Linked DNA regions of Homo sapiens: region 1 is linked to region 2. Evidence: read pairs that join two places in POLR2A ChIA-PET (ENCODE). Cell type or tissue: PC-9. All regions are shown on one strand. Each heading gives the region's core, and the rest is flanking DNA. Links, peaks and the distances in the headings are about the cores only. Region 1 has its middle 270 kb from the start of SCG2. Region 2 has its middle 32 kb from the start of SCG2.

Region 1 (16,856 bases), core at 4,927-12,926, 300 kb after region 2:
AAGACTTTCTATTGTTGGCATAGCCAGATAGGGATCTCTTTACTTCTTGCTTATAAATTGGACTAGAAATGAGAAATAAAAAGTCTTGGCTAAATATTTTCTACTGGAAACCTCTTCCCCTGAGCCATGCTGTTGAATCATATGGAAACCTCAGGGAACTCCTTTGTCTTCTCTTGGTCTCTGATTTTCTAGAGGTACTAGCAGAAGATGAAAGCAAGGGAAGAAAGTGAGGTGACAGTGTCCATTCTCGGTTGTCCTGAGACCTGGTCACTGTGGGTTGCCTGTGTCTCTCCATCAAAGGCCAGGTCCTGTCCAAGAGCTTCTCCATCCCCCTCCTCTTTCCAGATTCCAGTCTCTGCCTCCTCCACATGTTCCTTCAGACCCAGTATGTTTGCGGCTCCTCACTCTCTTCAGCCCAGAGGTCTTGCACTGCACCTTGTTTCCTTGAAAGCTTGTCCATGCCTCTGTAAGTAGTGTAGTCTTTTTCTTTTTTAAGTAAACTCACCTTAAATTACCCCATTTGAATATGCCATCTGTGTTCTTACCCAAACTCTGACTGGTATGGGTCTCGTTACCAAACACATTTATATCGCCACCTGTTTTTGCTTATTTAATATCTCATCATCACCTCTTCCAATCTGAGTTTATGTTGTTTTCCAGATAGTGTTCTGGATTGGATTTTAAAAAAGACTATTTTATACTTATTTTATAATGAAGAAACTTATGCTTTTCTTTCTTATGACACAAAAGTATACAGAGGAAAATCTATAAAGAATATACACAAAATATGAAATATTCTGCAAATGCAAATAATTAAAAGTGTCCCTCATAAGGCAGACAACCATACCCCTCCCATGACTTCCCTACACTCGTTATGACTATTACAAGCACACACACACACACACACACACACACACACACAAATTCCAAGTAGGTGACAGGCCCAGACAGTGGCCTCACTAAGTTGAAACCTTGGTTGACAATAGATATGGCTGCTGCCTCACCAATCCTTCCCAATGCTCCAGAAATGATGGGATGAGGTCCTGCCAACCTAGTGTGTAAATACAAAGTCCAGAGAATACAGAGGAAGATACAGGATAGGAAGAAAGTTGTGGATTCCACTTGTTTGTGGTTATACACCACAAACAAGAAATTCCCAGAAATAACTAGGCAGAGAGCTTTTGTTTTTAGGAATCTAGATTTTCTGCAAAAAATAGAAGATTAAGGCTATAAAAATATCAACTTTTAACTTGGAGAACATGAGTTATATAACTTTGAAATGGCAGAGGAAAAAGAAAGAACAAAAGAGAAAAATAGAATAGACATTATTCCTTCAACACAAAAAGCCTTCAGAAAGGAGAGAAGGGAAACTGTTCTGTGATAGGTACAGAAATTAAGCAGAATCCTCCCCAGAGTGCTTTATGTTGAGAGGAGAAGGGCACATGTTTTCTCCAAAGCCCACTGATGAATTATTTTGAGGCTTAGGTATCTTGGTCAGACTTATTCTCAAGGCTAATGTAATGATGTGTCTGAGGCATCTAATGTTTCCATTACATGTTCCACAAGTACAAAAGTTCATCTTTTTTTGAAAGGCCAAGGGTACACAGAATGTCTACAACTTGATTAATGAAAAAGACATCATGAAAATATTTTTAAAGCCATTGAGGGAAAATAAGTTAACAAGGATTTTTTGTTGTCCTATTAAAACTCGGGACATCGTTTTTCCAGTTATCACAAGAATAGGACTGATCACTTTCAATTTCTCTTCTTTCATTTGGGATACGGGAAATGGGCATGGTGGCTGAAATGATGTTCCATTTACCAAAAGAGGGAACAGCTCCAAAAAAGAAACAAACAGGCCTTGGGTAAAATGGCACGGTGATTGGGAATGAAAGCAAGCATACATACTCCGAATTTAAAAATTTATGAAACTCATAATGAACATTCTCAAAATACTTGAGTTTCTCCTGCTCGTATGCATCCCATGTTGCACCTCTTTTCATCGATTGTCTGTATTATGCATTGTACACTAATCAGGATTGACCCTGAGGTTGCAACTTATTGCTGACTCCAGCCAAATGTCCTCACCCTTAAGCCTATCTCAAAATATATCTCAACATACAGAAACTCGATGACAGAAATGCCTATTTTCAAGCACTGATGGCTTGGGCTAAGCACTGTGTCCCTGGGGGTTCACAATTTAAATGGCCCATGAAGCCCAGGAAAACATTTTTCTCAACAAAATCATTGGCATATGTGGAGACAAGCAAACTTGTTAATGAAAGGACTGGAGCCCCATGGCTTTCCTTCCCTCCAAGCCCCCACCTCCACCCCCAACCTCCACAGAGCTCCCATGGCTCACAGCTTGAAAATCACTTCTCTAAGCCATTAAACTATTAGCTTCACATATCATCCAAGGAGACATTAAGGACATGAGCATTAGGAAGTACAACAGACAAATGCATTAGGGAGTAGAAATAGAAAATAAAGATAAATATCAAGAAGAAAATGAGTGTTTTTAGGTTTCCAACATATGCCAAGTATTATACGACACACTTTACATGCATTATCTCATTTCATCTTAACCTTAACTTCATCAGGCAGGGATTTTAATCTCCATTTTCCAAATAAGGAAACAAACTCAGAGGAATTGGGTAAACAGCACCAAAGCCCTTAGCTAGTAACTAGCGTGACTAGAAATTGAGGCCAAGGCTTCTTCTTTCCATGACACCCTGGAGCTTCCCAAAGGCTTTGCTGTTCCTTCCAGAGACTCCAACAAACCAAGTACCAGTCTCATTTCGGAAAATATTCTTATCTAGTTTAATAATTAGTTAACTGAAAATTTAAAAAAATGATTTTAATTTGAATTAGACTTTTAAAATACTTAATCAAGTTGGCTCATAGATTGTTCTTTTGAAAACTAATACTTAGTTTAATTTAGGATTTAATGTGTTTATGGTAGTTTAAAGAAAGAGAACCAAGCTGAGAGCCAGAGAGCTGGATTCTACACATCGTGCAGGTTGTGTGACATCATAAGTAACTGGCTTCCCTCAATCTTCGTTTTGTGTATGAAAAATGAGGATTTGAAGTACACCAGAAGAATTTCCTGAAGCTGGGTGATCCTGACTCATGGCAGTGCCTCACAAATCCAAGACATGACTTTCAATAAATCCAATGCTCTTTTATTTAGTATAAGATGATGATTGCCAAAGCAATGGTGTATAAATAAACAAAAAGGAATATATTACACCAACATATCTAAAAGTAGAATATAGAATATAAATTCCTAATAATTTGATATATATCATTGTCTATTTGTAAATACACAAGGAAGTTTGTTCTGTTACTATAATATTATGTGGTTATTTTTCTCTTTGGACTCTTACTTCCATTCTACTTTCCAAAAAGAACTTCATCTCAAATAAATGTATTTTTATACTTATAAGTCTTTTACTGATGATTGTATAACTTTCTTCTACAATAACAATATGCATATAAAAGTTGAAACTTATTTTCTCCAATGGCTGTAATGCTCTATGTGATAATTTTTTCCCTCTAGATTGAATTGTCATTGCAATTATTAGAAATACAAAATTAACCAAAACATATAACATATATTGTTATATGTTTATATTTACTTTATATGTTTAAAATTCCCATAATTGTTAACGTGTAAATTATACTCAATTTTTTTTTTTTTTGAGAAGGAGTTTCATTCTTGTTGCCCAGCCTGGAGTGCAATGGCACAATCTAGGCTCACTGCAACCTCCACCTCAGGGTTCAAGCGACTCTCCTGCCTCAGCCCCCCATGTAGCTGGGATTACAGGTGTCCGCCACCATGCCCCTGCTAATTTTTTTGTGTTTTTTTAATATTATACTTTAAGTTCTAGGGTACATGTACACAACGTACAGATTGATACATAGGTATACATATGCCATGTTGGTTTGCTGCACCCATCAACTCATCATTTACATTAGGTATTTCTCCTAATGCTATCCCTACCCCAGACCCCAACCCCTGACAGGCCCCAGTGTGTGATGTTCCCCACCCTGTGTCCATGTGTTCTCATTGTTCAATTCCCACCTATGAGTGAGAACATGTGGTGTTTGGTTTTCTGTCCTTGTGATAGTTTGCTGAGAATAGTGGTTTCTAGCTTCACCCATGTCCCTGAAAGGACATGAACTCATCCTTTTTTATGGCTGCATAGTATTCCATGGTGTATATGTGCCACATTTTCTTAATCCAGTCTATCATTGATGGACATTTGGGTTGGTTCCAAGTTTTTACTATTGTGAATAGTTCTGCAATAAACATACGTGTGCATGTGTCTTTATAGCAGCATGATTTATAATCCTTTGGGTATATACCCAGTAATGGGATCACTGGGTCAAATGGTATTTCTACTTCTAGATCCTTGAGGAATCGCCACACTGTCTTTCACAATGGTTGAACTAATTTGCACTCCCACCAACAGTGTAAAAGCATTCCTATTTCTCCACATCCTCTCCCGCATCTGCTGTTTCCTGACTTTTTAATGATCACCATTCTAACTGGTGCGAGATGGTATCTCGTTGTGGTTTTGATTTGCATTTCTCTGATGGCCAGTGATGGTGAGCATTTTTTCACGTGTCTGTTGCCTGCATAAATGTCTTCTTTTGAGAAGTGTCTGTTCATATCCTTTGCCCACTTTTTCATGCGGTTGTTTGCTTTTTTCCTGTAAATTTGTTTAAGCCCTTTTAGATTCTGGATATTAGCCCTTTGTCAGATGCGTAGATTGCAAAAATTTTCTCCCATTCTGTAGGTTGCCTGTTCACTCTGATGGTAGTTTCTTTTGCCATGCAGAAGCTCTTTAGTTTAATTAGATCCCATTTGTCTATTTTGACTTTTGTTGCTATTGCTTTTGGTGTTTTAGTCATGAAGTCTTTGCCCATGCCTATGTCCTGAATGATATTGCCCAGGTTTTCTTCTAAGGTTTTTAGGGTTTTAGGTCTTACATTTAAGTCTTTAATCCATCTTGAATTAGTTTTTGTATAAGATGTAAGGAAGGGATCCAGTTTCAGCTTTTCTACATATGGCTAGCCAGTTTTCCCAGCACCATTTATTAAAGAGGGAATCCTTTCCCCATTTCTTGTTTTTGTCAGGTTTGTCAAAGATCAGATGGTTGTAGATGTGTGGTGTTATTTCTGAGGCCTCTGTTCTGTTCCATTGGTCTATATATCTGTTTTGGTACCAGTATCATGCTGTTTTGGTTACTGTAGCCTTGTTGTCTAGTTTGAAGTCAGGTAGTGTGATGCCTCCAGCTTTCTTCTTTTTCTTAGGATTGACTTGAAAATGCGGGCTCTTTTTTGGTTCCATATGAACTTTAAAGTAGTTTTTTCCAATTCTGTGAAGAAAGTCATTGGTAGCTTGATGGGGATGGCATTGAATCTATAAACTACCTTGGGCAGTATGGCCATTTTCACGATATTGATTCTTTCTATCCATGAGCATGGAATGTTCTTCCATTTGTTTGTGTCCTCATTTATTTCGTTGAGCAATGATTTGTAGTTATCCTCGAAAAGGTCCTTTACATCCCTTGTAATTTGGATTTTTAGGTATTTTATTCTCTTTGTAGCAATTGTGAATGGGAGTTCACACATGATTTGGCTCTCTGTTTGTCTGTTATTGGTGTATAGGAATGCTTGTGATGTTTTCACATTGATTTTATATCCTGAGACTTTGCTGAAGTTGCTTATCAGCTTAAGGAAATCTGGGGCTGAGGCTATGGGGTTTTCTAAATATACAATCATGTCGTCTGCAAACAGGGACAATTTGACTTCCTCTTTTCCTAATGAATACCCTTTATTTCTTTCTTTTGCCTGATTCCCTGGTCAAAACTTCCAGCACTATGTTGAATAGGAGTGGCAAGAGAGGGCATCCTTGTCTTGTGCTGGTTTTCAAAGAGAATGCTTCCAGTTTTTGCCCATTCAGTATGATACTGGCTGTGGGTTTCTCATAGACAGCTCTTGTTATTTTGAGATACATTCCATCAATATCTAGTTTATTGAGAGTTTTTAGCATGAAGCGCTGTTGAATTTTGTCAAGGGTCTTTTCTGCATCTATTGAAATAATCATGTGGTTTTTGTTGTTGGTTCTGTTTATGTGATGGATTACGTTTATTGATTTGCATATGTTGAACAAGCCTTGCATCCCAGGGATGAAGCTAACTTGATCGTGGTGGATAAGCTTTTTGACGTGCTGCTGGATTCAGTTTGCCAACATTTTATTGAGGATTTTCACATCGATGTTCATCAGGGATATTGCTCTAAAATTCTCTTTTTTTGTTGTGTCTCTGCCAGATTTTGGTATCAGGATGATGCTGGCTGGCCTCATAAAATGAGTTAGGGAGGAGTCCTTCTTTTTCTATTGATTGGAATAGTTTCAGAAGGAATCGTACCAGCTCCTCTTTGTACCTCTAGTAGAATTCAGCTGTGAATCCATCTGGTCCTGGACTTTTTTTGGTTGGTAGCCTATTAATTATTGCCTCAATTTCAGAGCCTGTTATTGGTCTATTCAGAGATTCGACTTCTTCCTGCTTTAGTCTTGGGAGGGTGTATGTGTCCAGGAATTTATCCATTTCTTCTAGAATTTACTAGTTTATTGGCATAGAGGTGTTTATAGTATTCTCTGATGGTAGTTTGTATTTCTGTGGGATCAGTAGTGATATCCCCTTAATCATTTTTTATTCTGTCTATTTGATTCTTCTCTCTTTTCTTCTTTATCAGTCTTGCTAGTGTTCTATCAATTTTGTTGATCTTTTCAAAAAGCCAGCTCCTGGATTCACTGATGTTTTTGAAGGGTTTTTTGTGTTTCTGTCTCCTTCAGTTCTGTTCTGATCTTAGTTATTTCTTGCTTTCTGGTAGCTTTCGAGTTTGTTTGCTCTTGCTTCTCTAGTTCTTTTAATTGTGATGTTAGGTTGTCTACTTTAGATCTTTCCTGATTTCTCTTGTGGGCATTTAGTGCTATAAATTTCCCTCTACACACACTGCTTCAAATGTGTCCCAAAGATTCTTGTACATTGGGTCTTTGTTCTCATTGGTTTCAAAGAACATCTTTATTTCAGACTTCATTTCGTTATTTACCCAGTGGTCATTCAGGAGCAGGTTGCTCAGTTTCCATGTAGTTGTGTGGTTTTGAGTGAGTTTCTTAATCCTGAGTTCTAATTTGATTGCACTGTGGTCTGAGAGACAGTTTGTTGTGATTTCTGTTCTTTTATATTTGCTGAGGAGTGCTTTACTTCCAATTATGTGGTCAATTTTAGAATAAGTGTGATGTGGTGCTGAGAAGAATGTATATTCTGCTTAATTGGGGTGGAGAGTTCTGTAGTTGTCTATTACATCCACTTGGTGCAGGGCTGAGTTCAAGTCCTGGATATCCTTGTTAACTTCGTGTCTCATTGATCTGTCTAATATTGACAGTGGGGTGTTAAAGTCTCCCATTTTTATTGTGTGGGAGTCTAAGTCTCTTTGTAGGTCTCTAAAGACTTGCTTTATGAATCTGGGTGTTCCTGTGTTGGGTGCATATATATTTAGGATAGTTAGCTCTTCTTGTTGAACTGATCCCTTTACCATTATGTAATGGCCTTCTTTGTCTCTTTTGATCTTTGTTGGTTTAAAATGTGTTTTATCAGAGACTAGGATTGCAACCACTGCTTTTTTTTTTTCTTTCCATTTGCTTGGTAGATCTTCCTCCTTTCCTTTATTTTGAGCCTATGTGCGTCTCTGCATGTGAGATGGGTCTCCTGAATACAGTACACTGATGGATCTTGACTCTTTATCCAATTTGCCAGTCTCTGTCTTTTAATTGGGGCATTTAGTCCATTTACATTTAAGGTTAATATTGTTATGTGTGAATTTGATCGTGTCATTATGATATTCGCTGATTATTTTGCCCATTAATTGATGCAGTTTCTTCATAGCATCAATGGTCTTTACAATTTGGCATGTTTTTGCAGTGGCTGGTACTGGTTGTTCCTTTCCATGTTTAGTGCTTCATTGAGGAGCTCTTCTAAGGCAGGCCGGGTGGTGACAAAATTTCTCAGCATTTGCTTGTGTGTAAAGTATTTTATTTCTCCTTCACTTATGAAGCTTAATTTGGCTGGATATGAAATTCTGGGTTGAAAATTCTTTTCTTTAAGAATGTTGAATATTGACCCCCACTCTCAACTGGCTTGTAGGGTTTCTGCCAAGAGATCTGCTGTTAGTCTGATGGGCTTCTCTTTGTGGGTAACCCAACCTTTCTCTCTGGCTGCCTTTAACATTTTTTCCTTCATTTCAACTTTGGTGAATCTGACAATTAAGTGTCTTCAGGTTGCTCTTCTCAAGGAGTACCTCTGTGGTGTTCTCTGTATTTCCTGAATTTGAATGTTGGCTTGCCTTGCTAGGTCGGGAAAGTTCTCCTGGATAATATCCTGAACAGTGTTTTCCAACTTGGTTCCATTCTCCCCCTCACTTTCAGGTACACCAGTCAAACGTAGATTTGGTCTTTTCACATTGTCCCATATTTCTTGGAGGATTTGTTTGTTTATTTTTACTCCTTTTTCTCTAGTCTTGTCTCCTAGATTTATTTCATTAATTTGATCTTCAATCACTGATATCCTTTCTTCCACTTGATTGAATTGCTATTGAAGCTTGTGCATGCATCACGAAGTTCTCATGCCATGGTTTTCAGCTCCATCAGGTCATTTAAGGTCTTCTCTACACTGTTTATTCTAGTTAGCCATTCGTCTAACCTTTTTTCAAGCTTTTTAGCTTCCTTGCTGTGGGTTAGAACATGCTCCTTTAGCTTGGAGAAGTTTGTTGTTACCGACCTTCTGAAACTTACTTCTGTCAACTTGTCAAAATCATTCTCCGTCCAGCTTTGTTCCATTGCTGGTGAGGAACTGTGATCCATTGGAGGAAAAGAGGTGCTCTGGTTTTTAGAATTTTCAGCTTTTCTGCTCTGGTTTCTCCCCATCTTTGTGGTTTTATCTACCTTTGGTCTTTGATGTTGGTGACCTACAGATGAGGTTTTGGTGTGGATGTCCTTTTCATTGATGTTGATGTTATTCCTTTCTGTTTCTTAGTTTTCCTTCTAACCGTCAGGTCCCTGAGCTGCAGGTCTGTTGGAGTTTGCTGGAGGTCCACTCCAGACCCTGTTTGCCTGGGTATCACCAACAGAGGCTGCAGAACAGCAAATATCGCTGCCTGATCCTTCCCCTGGAAGCTTCGTCCCAGAGGGGCACCCACCTGTATGAGGTGTCTGTTGGACCCTACTGAGAGGTGTCTCCCAGTTAGGCTACACAGGGATCAGGGACCCACTTGAGGAGGCAGTCTGTCCATTCTCAGAGCTCAAATGCCATGCTGGGAGAACCATTGCTCTCTTCAGAGCTGTCAGACAGGGACGTTTAAGTCTGCAGAAGTTTCTGCTGCCTTTTGTTCAGCTATGCCCTGCCCACAGAGGTGGAGTCTATAGAGGTGGTAGGCCTTTCTGAGCTGTGGTGGGCTCCGCCCAGTTCAAGCTTCTCAGCTGCTTTGTTTACCTACTCAAGCCTCAGCAATGGTGGATGCCCCTCCCCCCGCCAGGCTGCAGCCTCACAGAGCAATCTCAGACTGCTACGCTAGCAGTGAGCAAGGCTCCATGGGTGTGGGACCTGCCAAGCCAGGCACAGGAATGAAACTCCCGGTCTGCTGGTTTCTAAGACCATGGGAAAAGCGCAGCATTTGGGTGTGAGTGTACCGATTTTCCAGGTACAGTCTGTCACAGCTTCCCTTGGCTAGGAAAGGGAAATTCCCCAACTCCTTGTGCTTCCTGAGAGAGGCAACTCCCCGCCCTGCTTCAGCTCGCCCTCCGTGGGCTGCACCCACTGTCCAACCAGTCCCAATGAGATGAACCAGGTACTTCAGTTGGAAATGCAGAAATCACCCATCTTCTGTGTTGATCACGCTGGGAGCTACAGATGGGAGCTGTTCCTATTTGGCCATCTTGGAACAGAACTGTTTTTGCTTTTCTTTTAGTAGAGATGGGGTTTCACCATGTTTGCCAGGCTGGTCTTGAACTCCTGACTTCAGGTGAACTGCCCACCTCAGCCTCCCAAAGTGCTGGGATTACAGGCATGAGCCACCATGCCCAGCCAAATTATACTCTAAATGTATTTGCTGACAATATAGGTGAAGCCTTTTTCCCGTAATTACTTTATGTATTTGCAGATGAGAATTGTTCAACTGTAGAATGAGTTGTGGTTGAGCATCAATATTATTTGTATTTTTCATTTTTAAAAATAGGAGCCCTGAGAAACATTGTTCTCAAAAATGTGTACCTAGAAATGCACATTTTATTAGAGCCATTTGGTCCATCTCTTTAAAATCCACCATGACTCCATGCTAAAATCACACAGTGATTTTCCATAAAAAATTATAAATTATGTTTATGTTCAGCCAGGTGCAGTGGCTCATGCCTGTAATCCCAGCACTTTGAGAGGCCAAGGCGGGCAGATCATGAAGTCAGGAGGTCAAGACCAGCCTGACAACCATAGTGAAACCCCATCTCTACAAAAAATACAAAAATTAGCCAGGTGTGGTGGCGCACACCTGTAATCCCAGATACTTGGGAGGCTGAGACAGGAGAATCGCTTGAACCCAGGAGGCAGAGGTTGCAGTGAGCCGAGATCACGCCACTGCACTGAAGCCTGGGCGGCAGAGTGAGACTCTGTCTCAAAAAAAAAAAAATTATGTTTATGTTCAATTAATTGGCAACTCAGGTCCTCCTTCATTATTTTTTAAAGTATTTTTAAAATTAGGGAAAAACTAAATGACTTGTTAACCATCTTTAGAGTCATTTCTCAGTTACTGCAGAAGCTTTACTAAGATTTATAAAATGACAATTATACTGATGACTTGGAGAGATATTCAGTGTTAACTTGTAAGACAAGGAATCAACCAACACAGAGTACTGGACCCTGGTCTTTGTGCTAGAGCAGGTCCTGCAGACCCCTGTAATGCAAGGTACCAACCTTACAGCTGCTAGATTATGAAGTCTGACAGGTTCCAGGTCCCTGGGAAGGGGCTAGGGCTCCTAGGATTCAGGGCGATAAACATTTACCAACCATTGAGAAAGTATGTCAATACTTTAACAAAAAAAAACTTCCTGTTATGCTTTTCCTCAGTGACAAACCGTATTACAATGCACTCAGAAAGAATGGGGAAAATACAAGTATTTCAACTCACCCGTGCCAGTACAAAATTTTTTATAAAATCTATTTGTCTCATTATGTGCCTTAAATATATTTTCATCATAACCTTGGAGCTGCTGATTTGGCTCATTCAAGTTATAGACAGCATCCATCATCTAATCTAATTGAAAAAGCCAGTCTTCATTATCAGTAAAATCAGATGAGTTTTCTGTTAGGAAAAGTCTTTTCAATTTAAATTGCTGTGTTGAGATGCATTCCCATGACAACCATCTCACTTCTTAACACTAATCTTAACACTAATGGATAAAACATGGTACTCAGGCACAAGGAAATAAGGCACAGTGGACTTCAACAACCTCATCTTTGCTTTGCTCTCAAGGGAACCTCTTCCCCTAAAGGGATACATTCTGTAGCAATATCCAGGGATAAAAGAGAGAGGTCATTAAAAGGAAATTGTTGGTAGTCCTGCCTTTTCCTTCAGTGTACATGAATTCCGAACATCTTAGCACAAATCAAGATACCACATGTCTCTAACTTCATGCTTTGCCCTTAAAAAGGCATAATGGTTCTTTTAAGGGCAAAGCATGGAGTTAGGCATCCAAGAAAAACCACAAAGCTGGCCATCAGTGTTTTGAGTTGGCCATTTGTTTTTGCTCTACAGGTTTGTACACACAAAATAACAATACATCATAGAAAAATGCTGTTTGTGTGGGAGGTACACCATTTTCTTGCAAAGTGACAGGAAGGAGACTGAGATGGGAAAATGAGAAAGCAGAAGCAACGCAGGTTTATTGTAGGATGCAAGTTAAGGATCTGGAAATTAATTTCTTTAAAAATGTGTACACTCAGGTATCTTTTGTGAGGTTTTGTATACCTGTAGGGGTATGTGGGCCTCAATTTGAAGGCTACCAGACAAAATGGTCTTTAAGACTTGTCCTCTTTTCGGTCATGCTCTAGATAAGATCTTGGTCATTTTATTGAATGTAACTATAATTTAAAAATTGGGGCCAGGCGTGGTGACTCACGCCTGTAATCCCAGCACTTTGAGAGGCCAAGGTGGGCAGATCACAAGGTCAGGAGTTTGAGACCAGCCTAGCCAACATAGTGAAACCCCATCTCTACTAAAAAATACAAAAATTAGCTGGGCATGGTGGTGTGCACCTGTAGTCCCAACTACTTGGGAGGCTGAGGCAGAAGAATCGCTTGAACCTGGGAGGCAGAGGTTGTGGTGAGCCAAGATTGCACTACTGCACTCCAGCCTGGGCAACAGAGCAAGACTCTGTCTCAAAAAAAAAAAAAAAAAAATTGGAGCAGAAGATTCCATCGGGTGCTATGCTGACCAAAGTAGGCTACTCTGCACCCAGACTTACACTATTGATCCATAGCTACTTGGGCTGATGCTGTGAATTGTTTTCAGTGGTGAAGATAGCTTTTCCCTGGGTCATCCTCATTCTTCCTCTTCTCCTTCTGACCCCTACAGAGCACACATTTGTCAGGTGCTGATGGAGAGAAGGGTAGCCTCTGGGAGTGCAATAGAACCAAGTTCTATGGCAAATGTAGTGACAGCATGAACATCCTGATATTTTGGATCAGACACAGAAACATGAATAGGGTGCCATAATATCAGGAACGGAGACCTCTATTAAACCCTGATGGTGTGTGTGTGTGTGTGTGTGTGTGTGTGTGTGTGTAGCAGGGATTGGGTGAGAAGATAAGTAGTCCTTGCAAATAATTTATATAATATTCCAGATAAGGCCTCAATAAGGCCATTCTATTCCTGGCCTCACAAATGTGATGAACCTTAATGAGGTCACTAATATCCTGGATTAAAAATCTAAATTTTGTTTTCTCAAAATTACTTTATTTCATGGGATCCAAAAAGTTATTGATTTTAGACATGTTAAAATGTGAAGAATTAAAAGGAAACTGGGTATGATTTGACAGTTCACTTGTGGGGTGGGGTTGACCAAACTGTGTGCATGATTTATAATAAGCCATCTCACAAGGACTTGAGAGATAAGTCAGATGGGCAAAATGAACACTTTCCCAAGAATGGCATATTTGTGTCCATATACCAGGAATGACCTCCTCATGAATTTCGTAGATGCCTAGGAAATTCTATCAGGCTTCAGAAGATTGCTAAATGATTAAAAATCAGAGCAAAGGGATTTGGCTGATCTTGGGGGATCTTTACTTTTGGATAGAAAGAAGTCTGATGCATGAGTTTTGCTTCACTCCTGGGACCTCATTCTAACAACTAGCATACCTGTATCTGAAAGATCCATGGTTTTAGGTATGTCTTAGACGGGCGTATGTCCTTGAAAAATACATGTACATTTTTGGGTAGGTGTATCCTTAGTGTCTTTTTTTTTTTTTCTGACAGAGTCGTGCTCTTGTCACTCAGACTGGAGTGCAATGGCACGATCTCGGCTCACTGCAACCTCTGCCTCCCAGGTTCAAGCAATTCTCCTGCCTCAGACTCCTGAGTAGCTGGGATTACAGGCACCTGCCACCATGCCCGGCTAATTTTTGTATTTTTAGTAGAGATGTTTCGCCATGTTGGCCAGGCTGGTCTCGAACTCCTGACCTCATGATCCGCCCACCTCTGCTTCCCAAAGTGCTGGAACTATAGGCGTGAGCCACCGCGCCCAGCTGGTGTATCCTTAATTTTCATAAATTATGCTATTAATTTTAAAAATGTGTTAAATGGCAATGTAAAATGGTGCAGCCACTATGGAAATTAACTTGGCAGCTCCTCATAAAATACACAATTATATGACCCAACAATTCTACTCTTGAATATATACCCAGAAGAATTGAAACAAGGTGTTCAAACAAACACTTGAACACAAATGTCCATAGCTACACTATTTACAATAGTCAAAGGTGAAAACAATTCACATGTCCATCAACTGATAAATGGTTAAACAAAGTGTGGTATATTCCTGTAACGGCAAGTTATTCAACCACAGAAAAAACGAGGAACTGATACATGCTACATTATGTATGGACCATGAAAACATGATGCTAAGTGAAAGATGCCAGACACAAAGACCACATATCGGATGATTTCATGTATATGAAATATCCAGAATAGGCAAATCCATGAGACAGAAAGCACACTGGTGGTTCCCAGCAGCTATGGGAAGAGGAGATAAGTGCCTGCTTAATGGTCATGGGATTTCCTTTAGGAGGGATGAAAATGTTTTGGAACAAGACAGTAGTCATAGTTCCTCAACATTGTGAAATATTAAATGTCACTAAATTGTGCACTTTAAAATGGTTAAAATGCTAAATTTTATGGTATGTGTATTTTACCACAATTAAAAAAATTATATACACACAGGTGCACAAACTTGCTAGCCATCTCAACACTTTCTCCTGTTACTCAGGAACAAATTTTCAAACTCTTCACTTTGTGGTGCTTTGAAAATGGCATTTGTGTTAAGGGCAGCATTACTTCCTTTTTTATAAAAAGGAAAAACAAAAAAAAACCCTGAATCACCCCAATTAAACCCTATAGGGAGTAACAGAATATCACAAAAAGATGAGTAGATCTATAAATGCCTATTACCAGGGGATAGAGAAGCTCAACCTCTTTCCCTCTCAAGAGAAAGATGTGTTACATAGAAACTTTCCTGTTAAAAGCAGGATCTGCCTGTCCCTTCTACGTAGCCTCTCTTCTCCCTTTAGCTCCATTATATATTAAATAGCTTCCTGATGAGATTCTTTCTTGGGTTTCATTTATGTAAATTATTCTTTATGTAATTTGCTTAAAAATTACATTAAAAATTTTGTAATTTTTCCTTGAGTTCTTTAGTATATATTTTTAATTTGCTTGACTTTAAAGCAGAGCAGAATCAGTCAAGAGAAATGTAGAACAAGACAAATACTTCTTTGCTGTCACGGAGCTTTACTATATCTTGTTATCTCAACAGTACCCTGGGATTACGTGTGGAGCAAGTGTTAGGTGTGTATGCATTAGACCAACATCAGTCCAGGGTCTCAATGAAAGACAAAGACAGAAAAGGTGCTGCCCTACATACTAGCAATCTCAAAGGCACAAAAGACTGTAGAAGACTAAAAACAATACTCATCAACAGGCAGGTTATAAACAGAAGCAATTCAGATTGTTGAAGGCAATGTCACCTTTTATTCTGAATTATGAATTAAGGATGACAAAAAAAATAAAATAGAAAACCTCATGAAGGAAATAATGAATCTGAACAGTCTTCAAATAAAAATAAAATAAAGTCAAAAACTTCTTGGCCTTATTATAAATTCTTGTTCTTTACTTTTCCAATAATACAGAAAACTGAAACTATTCTGAACAAAAAGTATATTTCCCTTCTCTTAAAGGAGTCAAATCTTTTCTATTTCTATGAAGATGATAGTTCACATGTTGTCTCGTTCCATTTTAGCTGAATTCCCTTTAATGAGTTACTTAAATTTGCTATTCCTGTTTCTTTGTTTGTAAAATGAAAATAGGAACAGCTCACTGAGTTATGGAAAGTGTAAAATAGTAATAACTGCTGACACTTTTGAATGCTTATTACGTGCCAGGCACAATCCTAAGTACTTCATGTGTTATTCCTCCTATTAGCCTTACTAGGCAGGCAGTATCCACATCCCTATCTTTAGAGGAGAAAATAGAAATATCAAGAGTGAAATAGCTCGCCCAAGGCCACACAGCTAGCTAGGGGCTGGACCGGAACTTGAACTAGACAGACTGGCTCCAGATTTGGTGCTCTTGAAAATAATGCTGTACCGCATAGCCCTCTTGCAGACAGGAGGGACTAGGCACTAATAGCTCCCTTCTTCCCTATCTGTAGAATTGTGACAACAGCTTTGCAGATACAGACCCTCAAAGTAGCGAGGACAGAATCTTAAAGAAGAGGAAATAGCACTTCTCTCACTGTCATAAGTAAAGCCAGAAATTGCATTTTTTCCTGAACCCCATTCTGAAGGAAAAAGATTATTTTACACTATCCTGCAGCTGAAAGAGGTCTGGTTAGCCAGGAGAGGAGAGCTGGTGGGAAGGCAGTCACAGGAAGGGGTTGCTGTTTCCTGAGGCTGCCCCTGCCCCCCAACCCTGCCTGTGCTGCAGGAAAATGCGGGCAGTCCACCGTGAGCATTGAGGCAGGGAAGCAGCAGAAGGTGAAAAGCTATGCCCTGCCCAGCCATAGTGGAGCCAGGAGGGAGCTGCAAAAGGAAAAGTCAGAAATACCAAATCTCTCTTCATTTATACTTTTGTGATATATATATATATACACACACACACACACACACATATATATATATACACATATATATATACACACACACACACATATATATACACATATATATATACACATATATATACACACATATATATACACATATATATATACACATATATATATACACACACTAGCAATTTCAAAGGCACAAAAGACTGTAGAAGACTATGCACTAGCAATTTCCTATGCACTAGCAATTTCAAAGGAGGTAGACTACACCAAATATTTATATATATGTATATTTTTTCTTTTTCTTTTTTTATTTTTATTTTTTATTATTATACTTTAAGTTTTAGGGTACATGTGCACAACGTGCAGATTTGTTACATATGTATACATGTGCCATGTTGGTGTGCTGCACCCA
Region 2 (16,856 bases), core at 3,236-11,235:
TTAGTAAGTACCAAATATTGGCAATTATTATCTATTCATTCATTTACCATGCATTAAAGGAACATTTTCTATGTTCTAGGCACTGTGGTAGGTCCTGAATATTCAACTGTGAACAAAACTTAGTGACATTTTTCAAGGAACTAACAATCTAGTAGGGTGGGGTAATCTGAGCCCAAGCTGTCTTCTGGTACTCTGGTCATTAATGGGCCTTCTCAGGGCTGGCCATCATTGTGCAACTGGAAGAGTTTGTTTCAGCTATTCCTGTGCCTCATTACTGTACTTCCTTCTGAGTAGAATTCATTGCTCCATTCTCTGACTGCTGACATGGTGCTTCTAGTAGGGATTACTCAGGCTCTGCAAAATAAAGAGATTGGACTATATTCAGCTCTAAACTCCAACCCTTTTATTTGCTGACTTTGTCCTGGTCACAGACCAGTTTCGACGGACTTAGAGGAAGGTATGTGAGAGATGTAGCCCAGTACCCTCACTGCACAATAGAGCAAACTGAGGCCCATAGACAAATGTGTGTCCAATATTGCATAGTTGGCCTTAGAGGAGGAGTTGGGAAGGAAGGTCAGAACAGAAGCTAGGTTTCCTGTTGTCACTTGGGGACTTTTTCCACCAACGCCCTACCCCTACCCTGGTGACTTGAATGGGGTCATACTTCATCTTTAACCTTGTTCATAAAACAGAGCTCAGATGGGAAAAGAGGCATGTTGCTGGGTCATATCACTAACGATCTTTCTGTCTGTTTTTATTATTGTACTCATGCTAGAAGTGAGGCATTCTCCACTCCTTTGAAAATGCAAACTGTTAGAAATAGAACCTGCCAATACATGGAATCACGTATCATGTATCAGCATGGAATGGGGGCCTTACATCTTCACATTAGGTGGCATTTCTTTTTTTTTTTTTTTTTTAACAGAGTTTTGATTTTGTCACCGAGGCTGGAGTGCTTTGGGGCGATCTCGGTTCACTGCAACCGCCAGCTCCCGGGAGCGATTCTCCTGCTTCAACCTCCTGAGTAGCTGGGATTACAGGTGTGTGCCACCAAACCAAACTGATTTTGTATTTTGTAAAATTAGAGATGGGGTTTCACCATGTTGGCCAGGCTGGTCTTGAACTCCTGACCTCAGGTGATCCGCCCGCCTCGGCTTCCCAAAGTGCTGGGAATATAGGCATAAGCCGCCGCTCCTGGCCTAGGTGTCATTTCTTAAAAAAAAGATTGTAAAGAGGACAGTAAAATTGGTAAGCTTGTTTATTTTGGTGATGAAATATATTTTTCTGTGTGTCTGATAGTTGAAACTGAAGTCTTTTGAGAGAATCACCTGAAGACTCAGTGCACATATTGACTTGATAAGCCTCCTATTCCTAGGGACATGGCCTATTTCTCATGTGCAAACATGATGGATAGTGTGTGCATTTTTCTTTTTAAAAAAACATATATCCTTTCTTTACTGCAGGGCAGAAATGCTCTTTATTCTTGGTTGTCATATTAAGTTAGGAAATGTGGGGTGGAGGAGATGCTTATCAAGTTCTTAGAGCCTGAGGCCCTTGTTACTCCTTTTGGCAGAGAGTGTGCTCCCCAGCCCCCACCATGATGCGTGATCCGAGCTGGTCACATGACTCCAGGCAGGCCAATCAGGGGTAATGGGATTTAATCCTAGAAACTGGTTTGTGTTATTACAAGGACGTCAAGCTGCAAGATAGATCCTGGTGGCATGCTCTGAACTTATATTAAGCCCCACTTGAAACTTCTGTCCTGTTAACGGCCTGTGAGCCAACACATTCTCTTTCTGTAAGCTTGTGAGGCTTGGGTTTGACATCTTTATGACCAACTTTGGCAGATTTCCGGAGCTTCACAGGTTTTAAACAAATGTTTTTTAAAGTAAACATGTAGCGGCCTGAATATAGAAACCTGTCCATTTGCAGTCAGTCAGACTTACTTGCAAACAGCTGTGTGAGCTCTGCACTACCCAGATAGTAATTTGAACTCTCATCTTTGACTTGAGGTAAGGAAAGTAAATAAGACTGTTTCCAGGTGCATGTTATAATAGGCCAAATTCGGGTCTACTGCACCCAAACCTGGAGTAGTCCTGAAGGTACAGCAAGAAATTAAACTTGGAAGTATAAAGACAGGCATTACAAGATATCCTTTTATGGAAGCAGCATAATGGACTCTGGAGACTGGCTTGGTGTGAATCCTGCTCTGCCACTTTCTAGCTGTGAGACCTTGGGCCAGTTATTTCATTGCTGTGTGCCTCAGTTTTCTCACTGGATGTTTTTTACAAACCACATTTGTAAAATGCATAATAGATGCCATATAATTTTTTAAAATTATGAATATATATGGTGATATGGTTTGGCTGTGTCCCCACCTAAATTCTCATCTTGAATTGGTGATTCCCACAATTCACACATGTTGTGGGAGGGACCCAGTGGGAGGTAATTGAATCATGGGGGCAGGTCTTTCCTGTGCTATTCTCGTGATAGTGAATAAGTCTCACAAGATCTGATGGTTTTATAAAGGGGAGTTTCCGTGTAAAAGTACTTTTCTCTTGTCTGCTGCCATGTAAGATGTGCCTTTCACCATCTGCCATGATTGTGAGGCCTCCCCAGCCAAGTGGAACTGTGAGTCCATTAAACTCCTTTCTTTTCTAAATTGCCCAGTCTTAGGTATGTCTTTATCAGCAGCATGAAAATGGACTAATACATGTGGCAATAAACCAGCCCTTTGAGTGCTGACATATCTTCTCCCCAACTTGACATCATTTGGCCTCAGATAGAATGCAAAGCAGTGAACTCAGTTCTATGTGATTCACTCCTCCTTCAGTCTCCCTGGGTTGTTCAGACCACTGAATTTTGGGATGTCTCTATGAGGAACAAAGCAGGATTCAAGAGCCCCATCAACTCACACCTCCATGCTTTCAGTATTGTAGGCATCCCTTTTGCAAGGTTTGTTTGCTGATTCGTGAACAGGACACAGTGAAATAAACCTCAGTTGAGACTGATACTCTTTCACCTAGGCCAGTCTTGGTGACCTGATTTGGCTCAAAAGTAATAATAGAGTCAATGCTGAAAGCATGTTTGACAAGAATATTTTAATATGTTCTTTTTTAAAAAGTTGAGTTTTTTTTGGGGGGGTTGATTTTTTTTGTTCGTTTTTTGGCTTAATTCTTCTTATTGTGACTTAGGAAATAAGTTGATGCTTTCACAACCATATGCACTTTCCCAACGTGATTTCACATTTAAATTTATTCCAAGATCTGGCATTTGTAGTTAGGCTCACTTATCTTTCTCTTTACCCATGTCTTTATTCTTTGTTGATGTCAAATCCTATTTTCATTTTAGCTACTGAAAGGGAACAAAGCATGGGTGATCATGAAAAGCAACCTGAAGCTATTTTCAACAGTGTTGTTTATTATAGACAAAGCAAACAAGATTCAACAGGTACAATAGTATTAAAAAGCATCTAATAAGATTGACTACTTGTTTGTGCAGCATACTGATTTGTACTCTTTTTATAAAGTACACAAAAATAAATAAATGTATTTGTAATTAGGTTTTTGTATTAGACTTTTAAATCCAAGTTTATTTTTAAAGAGCTATCTGTTTATAAACTGCGAATCTATTCAGTAAATGGGAATAGATAACATGATTTTATTGTTAATAATATTTCTGATATGCAGTAAATTTTTTTTAACCAAATTGACTGGTTGCTTGGATTGGCTCTCTCAATCTTCAGTTCATCATCCTTCTATTTAGAGAAGTTGGAAAGCTAAAAACGTGATGTTACCCTGATTCCCTTGCAGCTAGGGTCCTGAATACAGATTAGATTCAGTCAATTGATGAACTTTCATGGGATTTGAAAGGCAGAAGGATGCAGGATGTGATTGCTCAATAGAGTTTAGATGGACAATTAGGCTCTAACAGGAATGAATTTTAGCAGTGGCTGGATTCCACTTTCCACCCAGGTTACTGGCTTTGTGGGAGGAAGCGGCTTTGAAATTAGCAGCAGTGGCAATAGCTATATTAACTTCCTGACCTTGCATCACAGCTACAGTGGTGAAAATTTGGAGGCGAGTTCCTTTGTCCCTTAAACTGATTTTGTAAGCACTTAATCTTCTGTTTTACCGAGAGTAATTTCTTTCTTTTGCATTGAGTACTGCCTGATAATAAGTGTTAAGTCATATGTCTAACCTGTGTACAATTCAATGCAGTATTCTTAATTTATCATTCCTGTCTTGGAATCTTTACTTGGATGTCTCTTTTCACCACTGAAAATACCACAAAGAATGTATAAGACAGTTATTTATGAAATTCATTGAGAATGCCCTGTCTGGAACTGATGCTGCTTGTACCCTTTATCCTTGACTTTCATTCACTCCACAAATATTTATTGTTTGTCTTCACTTTGTCAAGTGTTACACTAAGGGTTGGGAATGCGATCATGAACAATATAATAGTCCTTGACCTTGCAAAGCTTATAATCTCCTGGCAAGACCCAATGAGCAAGTATTACAACTGTGATAATAATAATAATAGCTTACATTTCGGATGAGCACCTCCAGGAGATTCTGATGCAGGTGGTCCACAAACCAAACTTTTTAAAAAAACGAAACTTGGACTTAATTAATATGTTCCCTTTAATCACCAATCTGCTGGTAAGAATGAATGTAGAACCAGAGGGCACTAAATAGCATCCTTGACGTTGAGCTAAGGGATTGAAAAAGAGAATATGGCTGGGATATTTGTTGGATTTCTTTGACAAACATTTCTAAACATTGGTTTTCAAAATGCTGTCTTCATAGTTTCCATTGTGCAAATTTTGCTCTGTTTTGCTTTGCTGTTGTTTTTAAGCAGCTATTACTTACTGGAAAAATATCGCCTTTAATTTGAAGGAGAGATAAAATATGTTTCATTTTTGAAATTTCATCTTTGCTAACAGCAGCCAACATTTGGGTTGACCAAAGTTGAGTTTCACAGTTGATTCTCACATTAAATATTAGTAAAGATTAATGTATTTCTTATGTTTTAAATAAACTATCTTTCTTCTCTCTTCTAAGGAGACTTTCTACTTTCAAGTTTTATGTTTTCATTATCACCATCATCTTTGTCATCATCACTGAATTATTATGACTTTGCAATAAAGGAAATTCATCCACAGGGCCATGCTGTTTTTATCTTTAAATAAAACAAAAGAAATATGTGAAATATTTATAACATATAGAGCTCTAATGTTTTCTTTCAACCCTTCATTGATTGACTCGTGTACACTCTGGGATGTGTCCACCCATCTTTAGAAACCCATGGCTTAGAGGACAAACTTTGCTGGCTTACCGCTAAACTTTCCATATAATAATTTGTGACTTTAATCCACACAGAATATCCCTTTGGGGTAATCTTAATTTCTCACCTCCAAGTACCACTGTTGTCCCCACATTTATTCATTCAACAAATATATATTAAGAGTCTACTCTGTGCCAGCAACAGTTCTAGGCCCTGAAGACATATAAGTGAACAAAACAAAATTCCTGTCTTCATGGAGCTGGTATTGTAGTTGGAGGTGTACATACCATGAATAAATTAATAAGAAAGATGTAATAGATCATATAATCACTGCAGAATAAAATAAAACAGAGTGAAGAGGAAGAGAGTGCAATGGTGTACCACAGCCACTTGCATGGGCTCTTAGGAGCCAATTGTGTCCACGTCTTCCCAAGTCAGCATTCAGTGATGTCATGTTGGCAGTTTGGGATTGGCCATTGTGGGGATATTCACAGCACAGAAATTAACAAACACTGCAAATCAGATCTTTTTTCCCCCAGAGAGCCAACAGTCCAACAGTGCCATAAACATATCCATTAGCTCCAAAAGTTTCCTTCCTTTCCTTCTCCCTTCCTCTCTCCTCCCTTCCCTTCCTCTTCCTCTTTCTTTCTTGCTTTCATTATTTTTTGGTGATAAGAACACTTAGCATAAGATATACCCTCTTAGCATTTGTTATTTTTTTTAAGTGACCAAGTTTTGTCAGTTACTCTGGTGTAAACTGTTTGATGTGTGTGTGTGTGTGTGTGTGTGTATGTGTTTTGTAAATTATACATATGTATATTTTACTCCTTTTTTTTTTGAGATGGAGTCTTGCTCTGTCGCCCAGGCTGGAGTGCAGTGGTGCGATCTCGGCTCAGTGCAAGCTCCGCCTCCCGGATTCATGCCATTTTCCTGCCTCAGCCTCCCGAGTAGCTGGGACTACAGGTGCCCACCACCACGCCTGGCTAATTTTTTTGTATTTTTAGTAGAGACAGGGTTTCACCATGTTAGCCAGGATGGTCTCAATCTCCTGACCTCATGATCCACCTGCCTCGGCCTCCCAAAGTGCTGGGATTACAAGTGTGAGCCACCACGCCTGGCCTGTTATTTTTTTTTAAGTGGCCAAGTTTTGTCAGTTACTGTGGTGTAAACTGTTTGATTTTATGTGTGTGTGTGTGTGTGTGTGTGTGTGTGTGTTGTAAATTATACATATGTATATTTTACTCTTTTTTTTTTTTTTGAGATGGAGTCTTGTTCTGTTGCCCAGGCTGGAGTGCAGTGGTGCGATTATAACTGAAACTTCTGGGCTGAAGTGATCCTCCTGCCTCAGCTTCCTGAATAGCTGGGACTACAGGCATGCACCATTGTGCCCAGCTAATTTTTAAATTTTTTTGTAGAGACAGGATCTTGCTATGTTGCCCAGGCTGATCTTGGATTCCTGGCTTCAAGAGATCTTCCCACCTTGGCCTCCCAAGGCAAGAATATACTATTTTTTTTTCCTTGAGATGGAGTCTCACTCTGTTGCCCAGGCTGGAGTGCAGTGGTGCGATATCAGTTTACTGCAATCTCTGCCTCCTGGATTCAAGCAATTCTCCTGCCTCAGCCTTCCAACTAGCTGGGACTACAGCCATGCGCCACCACGCTTGGCTAATTTTTGTATTTTTTAGTAGAGATTGGATTTCGTCATGTTGACCAGGCTGGTCTCAAACTGCTGACCTCAGGTGATCCACCTGCTTTGGCCTCCCGAAGTGCTGGGATTATAGGCATGAGCCACTGCGCCCAGCAAGAACGTACTATTTTAAGTGTACAATTCAGTGGCATTAAGTATATTTGCACTGTTGTGGAACTATAACTGCTATCCATTTCTGGAACTTTTTCATGATCTCAGACAGAAACTCTGTACCTATTAGGCAATAATTCCCCATTCTCCCCTCTCCCTAGTCCTTGGCAAACTTTATTCTACTTCCTAACTCTATGAATTTATCTATTCTATGAATTTATCTATTCTATCTATTCATGTAAGTGGAATTATATAATACTTGTTCTTTTGTGTCTGGCTTATTTCACTTAGCATAATGTCTTCAAGGTTTATCCATGTTGTAGCATGTCCAAACTTCTCTAATATGGGCGTGGGTATGAGATAGCCTCTTTCTTCTAAAGAGCTTTTCTACTTTCAAGTTTCATGTTTTCAGCAGCATCATCATTATCATCATTGAATTATTATGACTTTGAAATAAAGGAAAGTTACCCTCAAGACCATGCTGTTTGTCTTTGAACATTATTTTTGACATATGAATGAGGATACTTAGACACTCATATCAGTTAAGTGCTACCAAGAGTGAAAAGTGAAACAGAATGATCCTCTAGTGAAATCAGATAGGCAATGCGAATCATCTAGACAGTTTGGCATGAAAGAGCTGATGTAGCAATTTCCCATTCTTGTCATACCTTATAGGAGAGTTTGAAGGAAGTAAATAACCATTCAGTATTGAACACAAACAGCAGCTCTGAGCTCAGGCCCAGGAAAGAACTTTGTTCACTCACTGGAAATTAAGGCTATAGGCTGAGTATATTCCTGTGCTCTGATGAGGGTGGTCATGCCACCCAGCCAAGGACATGGGATCTATCTACAAATCTGGGGAAGCAGAATGGTTTAGAGGCTCTAAAGTTAGACTCAGCTTGGACTCATCCTGGCTCCATCACTCACCATCTCTGTGGCCTAGGATTACTTACTGACCTCTCTGAGCCTCAGTTTTCTCAACTGTACAGTGGGGATGATATTACTATTTATCACAAAAGGTGGTAATGAGGATCAAGCGAGGCAATCAAAAAAGGGCTTCACATAATGCCTGACATGGGTTAAGTGCTCAAGAAATATTAGTTGTGAATCAAGAGTGATATTGAATTGTTTACTAAGTAATAGGGCATGAATAGAGACCAGTCTAAATTGTCACTCCCCGGAGGTGTCTTCTGTGCCTAAGATTATACTTTTCGTAACTGGATGGTGGGCAGGCCCTGGGGGTAGGCAGGAAGGCAGATAGCTTTTGGGAGACTTGAGGCAGCTGCTATTAACCAGCTGGTATGGAAGTATTTCAATATTTTAATAACTTGCATGACCACTCCCAAGTCTCAGGCCTGGCTGTTATTCTGATGATTATTCTTGCAAAGGAGCATTATTCTGGAGGCATGAATGCATCACATTACATAGCTTCTCTATGCCGATGACTCACAAATTTATATTTTCTGCCCTCTTCTGCGCCACTGCCTTCTTGACATCTCCACTTGGCTGTCATATGGGCATATCTGACCGAACATTTCCAAAGCAGAATTCTTGATCTCCTCCACAGAGGTCCTGTGCCTCCTCCTCTTTCTTCCTCAATTGATGGTACCAGGGCCCTGGTGCATACCCTGTGTGCCTCTCTCTTCATGTAAAAGGGGCTCAAGGCTGGGCATGGTGGCTCACACCTGTAATCCCAGCACTTTGGGAGGCCGAGGCGGGTGGATAGCTTGAGCCCAGGAGTTCCAGACCAGCCTGGCTAGCATGGTGAAAACCAGTCTCTACTAAAAATACAATAAGTAGCCAGGTGTGGTGGCATGTGCCTGTGGTCCCAGCTACTCAGGAGGCTGAGGCATGAGAATCACTTGAAAACCCGGGAGGCAGAGGTTGCAGTAAGCCAAGATCGCGCCACTGCACTCCAGCCTGGGTGATGAAGCGAGACCATGTCACAAGGGTCTCAGCAAGTGAATAAACAGACATGTGGTGCCTCACCATGGCTACAGTGTTAGCCTGTGAAATGTGGAGCTGGAGGCCATCTGGCAGAGTGAATCCATGCAGTGCAGCCACGCAGAACTAGACTTCATCCCAGCTTTGTCATTTGCTGGCAGCGGCCTTGGGCAAGTCTCCAGACCTTCATGGCTAAATCATTTTCCTGTCTAATGGGAATAATACTACTGCAGGATGACATGGTGTATCCAAGATAATATACATGAAGTGACTGACACATAGTAGGCACACACAGATGATGCTCTCATATTTGTTATTACTATTATATTAATGGCCAGAGTCATTCAGATAAAAGGTCGGGAATCTCCAGGACAGGCCAGCTGGTCAGGAAGTGAGAACTCTTCTCCGTTTTCTTTTCCTTAATCACAAACTTCCCATCTCTGATCTTGAATTTCTCACATTGCACTTAATTCTGTGTTTGCTTAGAGCATCTTTCCTCCCATGCATTCTCTCAGCACTTTTTCCAGAGTCTCAAATCCTCACCTTTGAAGTTGAACGATAATATTTTCCACTTGTCAGGCTGAAATGTTTGGAGAGTTAAGAAAATGGTCCAAAACTTGGAAATAGACAAAAGGCAATCATTATGGACTGAATATTTTTGTCCCACTCCCCTCATCCCCCCTCAAAATTCACATGTTGAATTCCTGAGCCCTCAATGTGATTGTATTTGGAGGTAGGCCCTTTGGGAGGTGATTAGGGTTAGATGAAGTCATGAGGATGAGACCCTGATAATGGGATTAGTGCCCTTATATGAAGAAACATCAGAAAGCTTGCACAAAGGGGTCATGGGAGCACACAGTGAGATGGCAGCCACATGTAAACAAAGAGAAGGGCCTCAGAATAAAATCGAACTTGCCGGCACTTTGACCTTGGACTTCCAGCCTCCAGACAGAATGACATTTCTGTTGTTTAAGCTGCCCAGTCTATGGTATGTTGTTATGGCAGCCTAAGCTAGCTCTGACAGTATTACTGAGTATCCTTTCAGGGTAGTGTTGCCTGTTGCTAGTAGTCAGTCCCATTCCTCCTTGGGATGATCTAATTTTCTAGTGGGTATACAGTTGTTTGTCCTTCTATTGATTAATGATTAGGCAATTTCACAAATCTGTAAAGGTAGAAATTAGCTTGTAGAAAACTGACAGCAATGCAATTTGTGTTTGTTGGAGGGCAAAGCAAATAATTCCTATCTATAAGATAGATCACTTCAAAAGTTACAGTTTATTACCTACTAGGACATTTGTCAGTTTTATAACTGTTAGCAAATTTATTTCAGCTTTCTATTGACTGTCTGACTCAACTCCCCTCTGAATCAGGGTCAATGTCTTACTGGTTTCCTTGTTAATTAATGAGTTGAATGGAATATTTGACGCATTCATTTTGTATTTATATGAGAATCATGTTTGAACGTTCTGAAAATTAGACTTTAATAGAAGCAGTAATGAGTTAGTGTTTAGAGAACACTAAATCTCTGGGTGAAGTGTGTTGCCTCATTGATCAGCATTATAAGAAAGAGCACTTGTAACATTCATAATTCCTTTCTGAATAGTGTCTGCCCTTCTAGGTTATATTTCAGTGTCTTTCATGTACCTTTGAAGCCATTCTGCAGATTCTTTTTTTTTGAGGAGCACATAATGAAGATCTGGGTCATTAAGGCATATTCTGTAATGGGCAATGCTATGGATCAGTTGTTTTTTGACTTTTGAAAAATAACTTTTTCACCAATTGCTGTCTTTCTTTCCAGGGCAAATGAGCTGCTTTAGATTCAGTGTACTGAAATAGGACATTCTATTTGCTACCATTCTGCTAAAATGTTTAAAATGGATAAAATGTCACCAGAGTAATTTGTGGTTGTTAAATTTTTGATTTCTCTAGTTACACATATTAATGGAAACAAATCAAATGTCAGCCACCCTTGATACCTTATTCCACCCCAGCCAAACTGTGGGATGTATACCAGGATAAATTATAGACAAATAGTGCTCGGTGACATAGTAAATTATGATGATTTAGGTTTTTTTTCTCCATCATTCTTGTTTCAACACTTAACCGAGTATATAGATTTCTCCTGTGCATCAGAAAAGAAACATATTTATGAAATTAAGGTGGAAGAGCCAATTCATTAATGCTGAATTTCAGATTATTAAAAAGTCTCTGGAGTTAAACTACTGACAGAGGGTAACTTATTAATCCTTTGTCAATCATCTTTTTATTATTATTATTATTATACTTTAAGTTTTAGGGTACATATGCACAATGTGCAGGTTTGTTACATATGTATACATGTGCCATGTTGGTGTACTGCACCCATTAACTTGTCATTTAGAATTAGGTATATCTCCTAATGCTATCCCTCCCCCCTCCCCCCACCCCACAACAGTCCCCGGAGTGTGATGTTCCCCTTCCTGTGTCCATGTGTTCTCGTTGTTCAATTCCCATCTATGAGTGAGAACATGTGGTGTTTGGTTTTTTGTCCTTGCGATAGTTTGCTGAGAATGATGATTTCCAGTTTCATCCATGTCCCTACAAAGGACATGAACTCATCATTTTTTATGGCTGCATAGTATTCCATGGTGTATATGTGCCACATTTTCTTAATCCAGTCTATCATTGTTGGACATTTGGGTTGGTTACAAGTCTTTGCTATTGTGAATAGTGCCACAATAAACATACGTGTGCTATGTGTCTTTATGGCAGCATGGTAAATCATCTTTTTTTCTCTGCACAAATCTAACTGCAGTCACTTTTAGTGGTTAATAATAAATTAACTCCTCTCACACCTGGGCTGTTTTTTGCCAGCTCATGAACATCATCACTACCTATAATCAAAGGCATTCCAGAGTCACAGCCACATACTGTCCATCAATAATGATAGAAGCAATGGAAATTCATTCCTTATAACATTGTTTCCCATGTAATTTTAGACATGATCCCCACCTTTATGGGGGTTACATTCTAGAAGATGACACAAACATTACACAAGTAATTAAAATTCTGTGGAATGTCATGACCCCCGCTCTCTCAGGCCCAGCACTTCTTATGTTTTTCCATCATCATCTTTTTGTTTTTTAATCACAAAACTATCCAGACTGATTAATTACAACTTATCAATGCCTGCTGTTTGTGTAGCACTGGGCTGGTTGGAATTATTCATACTCGGATCCTTGATGATTAATAAAGACAAAGCCCATCAACACCCAGGAATGCCTATGCTAGGGAAAATTACAAATAATTGAGAGGGAATGTGGAGATATAATTCAAATGGGACAAACTGGCAGTTATGTAGGATGAATCAGTCTAAAGGTCTAATGTACAGCGGGAAAATGATAGCTAATAATATTGTATAGGCTGGGTGTGGTGGCTCACACCTGTAGTTCTAGCATTTTAGGAGGCCAAGGAAGGAGGATAGCTTGAGCCCAGGAGTTCAAGACCAGCCTGGGCAACATGGTGAAACCCCATCTCTATAGAAAACACAAAAAAATTAGCCTGGCAATGTGGCATGCACCTGTAGTCCTGGCTACTAGTGGGGCTGAGTTGGGAGGATCCCTTGAGCTTAGGTGGTCAAAGGCTGCAGTGAGTAGAGATGGCACCACTGCACTCCAGCCTGAGACAGGGCAGGACCCTGTTTAAAATATATATATACAGTATATACAGTAGATATATATTATATAAATTATATATATTATGTATATAAATTCATACTCATATATATAATTTGCTAAGAGAGTAGATTTGAAGTACTGTTGCCACATACACACACACACACACACACACACACACACACATACACACACACACATGAGGTAACTATGGAAGATGATGGGCATGTTAAATTGTTCATTGGTAGTAATCATTTCACTATGTATATGCGTATCAAAATATCATGTTGTACATCTTAAATTTAAAAAACAATTAAAAAGCCCCTAAATCATTGGGACACAAAATAAATATAGTGGATATGTGCCAATTAGGAAACAGAACTCCATCCACTCCATGTGTTTTTTGCAACCGAGAAAGAGAGAGATCACTGTGTACTGATGTCATAAAGAAGAGGTTCATGGGGGAAGCAGAGCATGAACCAGGCAAAGAAAGATGGAGAGAGGATAGTTACTGGATGCCAACCAGGGGTGGAACAGCATTTTCTTCAACAAGCACTTTTAGAAGGCTTGTTATGTGTCAGAAACTGGTCTTAGTGCTTTCAAAATGCAAACTCATTTAATCCTCGTGGTAACTCTGTGAAGTAGGTACTAGTGTTATCATGTCCATTTTTACAGATGAAGCACAGAGAGTCTAAGTAGCCTGTTAAGGTCACACAGCTGGAAGTAGAAAACCATGATTTATACCTGGGGAGGAAGACACCACTGATGTGCTTTTAACCACTGTGCTAGGCTGCATCCTCGGCATCAAGCAAGGCATTTGGAAAGGAAACTGAGCTACAGGGAATCAGTTATACTGTGGACGTGTGGTGATGATGGACATCCGTGTGGCCCTTTGGGCTTGCAAAAGCAGAGATTGTTTTGAGAGATGGCAGCTGGAGTTACAGATTCATAAGTGTCATCTACCAAGACACACAGGTGAAGCAAAGGATAGCTTGCATAAAGAGCAAACCTTAATTTTTCCTTGAATGGGACACTTATTAAATTCTGCCTATTTGACAGTCCTTAGGCGAAAGGAGCTTTTACATTGTCTCTTAGTGGCAGGTTTCTAACCGACAGATTGCAAATCAAAGTGAGGGGGCATGCAAAGATATTTGCAGTTGTGAAATATACCCATGGAGTGACACAGGTCCCCACTGTGTCACTGCATCCAAAGCAATCAACACATACATAGACAGTACTGATTAGGAGGGAAAAGGCTGTCTTTGTGGAGCAGCAAAGCTTCTATTTTGGATATTTATTGTTTTGCTCTGAGAGCAAAGCCTCAAGTTTAAGGCCTTTTTCATACCCACTGCAAATCAAATTATTAAAGAGTGCTGAACTGCTGCTCTCATTATTCTGATTAACAATTCAGAACCTGATATTGAATTATTCATGGTGTTTAAATAACTTATCAATGCGAACAAAAGTAATGCGAAACTGTTGCAATTAGAAAAGCTTACTTAAAGCTTGTAGACAAATATCCTTAATTAAGTCATATTGCCTGCTGGAGATGGAGTTTCTGGGAACCAAAGAAGAACTGGAGAAATGGAAGTCCAAGAGGGGTAAAAAACAAATAAACAAAAATCCCATGTGTGTGAAGGTACTTTAGTGTACCCACATGATTTTGGAATGCTTGAGGGAGCTTCAAGCAAGAGTCCCCTGAAGGCCTACCACTGCCTTTGGAGAGTCTAGTTAATTAGGTCAAAAAAAGAGAATTTAGAACAATATGATACATTAAGCTTTCAGTTACAGAAAAGTGACAGGAATGGTGGATGCTAATGTGTAAGTAATCAAAAGTTAAAAAAAAAATACTGACCCAGGGGCAGGAAAACCAGTCTAAGGAAGGTACAACTGGCATCATCTTGAGTGTGGTGTCTGAGCACTGGGGAAACCCTGAGGCTCCCGGTTGTTCTATTTTGTCTGCTGCTCCTAGATTTTCTCTAAACCATTTTCCTATTCTCAAGTCCTCAAATGGGAGAAAGAGGTTTGGGGTAGATGAGAGACCACTCCATTACTAAGCATGTTGAAAAAAACCAAACAAACAGACACCATTTATCATGTACTACTGAGATGATTGGGTCTGTGGTTCCAAAGCCAAACAGTAGCTTGTTCTTGTCTCATAAAGAGCTCACAGTCATGCTGGAAAAGCAAAACAGCAGATGCAGTAGTCATGCAGAAGGTGCCCAGGATGCATAGCAGAGGGACGGAGCTCTCTTAGGGTCCAGATGGCTGAATACCCAGAAGCTGGAGAGACTCATGTTTCCCAGTGTTGAGGTCTCACATGGGTGGAATGGAGAAGTCACTGTACCAGTCAATGTCCTTAGTTTCAAGCAACACATACCAATGGGATAACTTTGGCAGCAATTAGTGGAAGGCAGCTCTTTCCAACAATAAAAGGCTAGAGGGGCAGACTTGACAAATGGGCAACAGTAGGGGAGTTTGGAAGATAAGGTCAAGGCAAAGTTACCTCATTATACTAGTTGGTGTGGGTAGTTATCATTGGCATCTTCCCAGAGAGACGCTTGTCACCATGCCACTGGACCCTGTTCCACATCTTTGACAGCCTTTGTTCCTCCTTCATGGAAACACTCACCAAGAGTCAAAGTGCTGACTGGGAGCACCTGATTGGCTAAGCCTCAGTTACATGGCCCAATCCCAGATGTCAGGGCGCAAAGTTGAGAAATATCTCATACCTTTTTTTTTTTTTTTGCAAAGTGCGGCTCCTTCCCAAGCTTGCCTCCTACCTATTTGGGGATTTCTTCACATAGGAAGGATATTTGGTTGTTGGGTGACCAGCATCTTCAGCAGCACCCTCCTCTAGCCAAACACCTTGTCCTTCAGCCATGAGGTATTTGGGCTGACTGCACAGGGAGAAGTACACATGTATGCACCCAACTTCCTGGGACATACCTTGAACCAACCCCCACTACTGTCTAGAAGTGTTGAGAGGAAACATATCCTTTATGGTACATTGTCATACCCAGATATTTAGAACCCTCTAACCAAAATTCCAGAATGAATTCCTTAACCTGAACAAATTCTACAAAGCTCTACAGAGGTGCCAGATGGTGCCACTCCTTCCCCTTCCTCTTGCTGCTGTAAAAATGTATTATAAAGTGGAGGAGTTAAACAGCAGGAATTTGTCTCACAGCTCTAGAGGATACGAGCTCAAGATCAAGGTGTCAGCAGGACCAGCTCCTTCTGAGGGCTGTAGCTGTCAGGGAGAAAAGTGCTCCCGGCCTCTCCCCTGCTTTTTGTGGTTTGCTGGTGGTGGTTGCTATTGCTCAGCTCCTGCTACATCACCCTAATCTCTGCCTTCCTGTTCCCACAGCATTCTCCCTGTGTGCATATCTGTGGTCAAATTTCCTTTCTCTTTTTAGAAGCACACACATTAGATTAGGAGCACCCTACTTCAGTATGATTTCACATTAATTTAACTAATTTTATCTGCAATGACCCTATTTCCAAATAAGGTCTCATTCTGAGGTATTGGGGACTTCAAATTATGAATCTGGGGATGGGGAGGACAGAATTCAACCCATAACAACCAACTAACCAACTCACCTACCAGTCAAATATATACAATTTTTCTTGTTCGAAAAAAATTAGGCACAGAAAGAGTTCAAACAAGGTAAAGGAACAAGTAAGCCTGTTTTCTGGTCAGCAGGAATGGAAAGTTCTACATTATTGAAGGCATGGCCAAATTAAAACTCCTTGGTTAAGATCTAAGCCACTTATTATAAATGGACACGCTAATGTAAAGTTTGAAGCAAGCAAATCAACAAACAAGCAGGGGAGCGAAAAGCCAGGATAAATCTAAATGCCTCTTAGGAGCGTTCTGTCTATTGGCCAAACAACACTCAGCTGAAGACTAGACCTTCTACTCTACCAGCGCCTACTTTCACCAAAACTTACTGCCACAAAGGGTGCATGTATGTAATCCTCACAGAATTAGAAATTTGTAATTTAAAAAATATTCCTCTGTCATTCTATTCAAACACCTTCATTTTCACCCTCTGTTTTTCTTCTCCTTCTCCTTCTCCTTCTCCTTCTCCTTCTTCTTCTTCTTCTTCTTCTTCTTCTTCTTCTTCTTCTTCTTCTTCTTCTTCTTCCTCTTCCTCTTCCTCTTCCTC

What was found. ChIA-PET counts read pairs that join two places held together with the same protein. Peaks named below come from ENCODE experiments on the same cell type or tissue, not always from the same donor. Only the 100,000 strongest peaks of a DNase experiment are listed, where the experiment ranks them.
Region 1: POLR2A ChIA-PET joins it to region 2 with 10 read pairs; 2 of 35 experiments call an interaction of 5 or more read pairs at or near these places.

Annotation. Positions count from the first base shown.
Region 1 is chr2:223,323,668-223,340,523 of GRCh38, reverse strand. No RefSeq gene overlaps it. Among named protein-coding and RNA genes, the nearest start is that of SCG2, 270 kb to the left of the region's middle. RefSeq lists an enhancer at 9,148-9,647. In PC-9, for the core only: no CTCF peak of the experiment used is centred there; no DNase peak of the experiment used is centred there; H3K27me3 peaks cover 377 bases.
Region 2 is chr2:223,626,092-223,642,947 of GRCh38, reverse strand. No RefSeq gene overlaps it. Among named protein-coding and RNA genes, the nearest start is that of SCG2, 32 kb to the right of the region's middle. In PC-9, for the core only: no CTCF peak of the experiment used is centred there; a DNase peak (open chromatin) is centred at 7,697.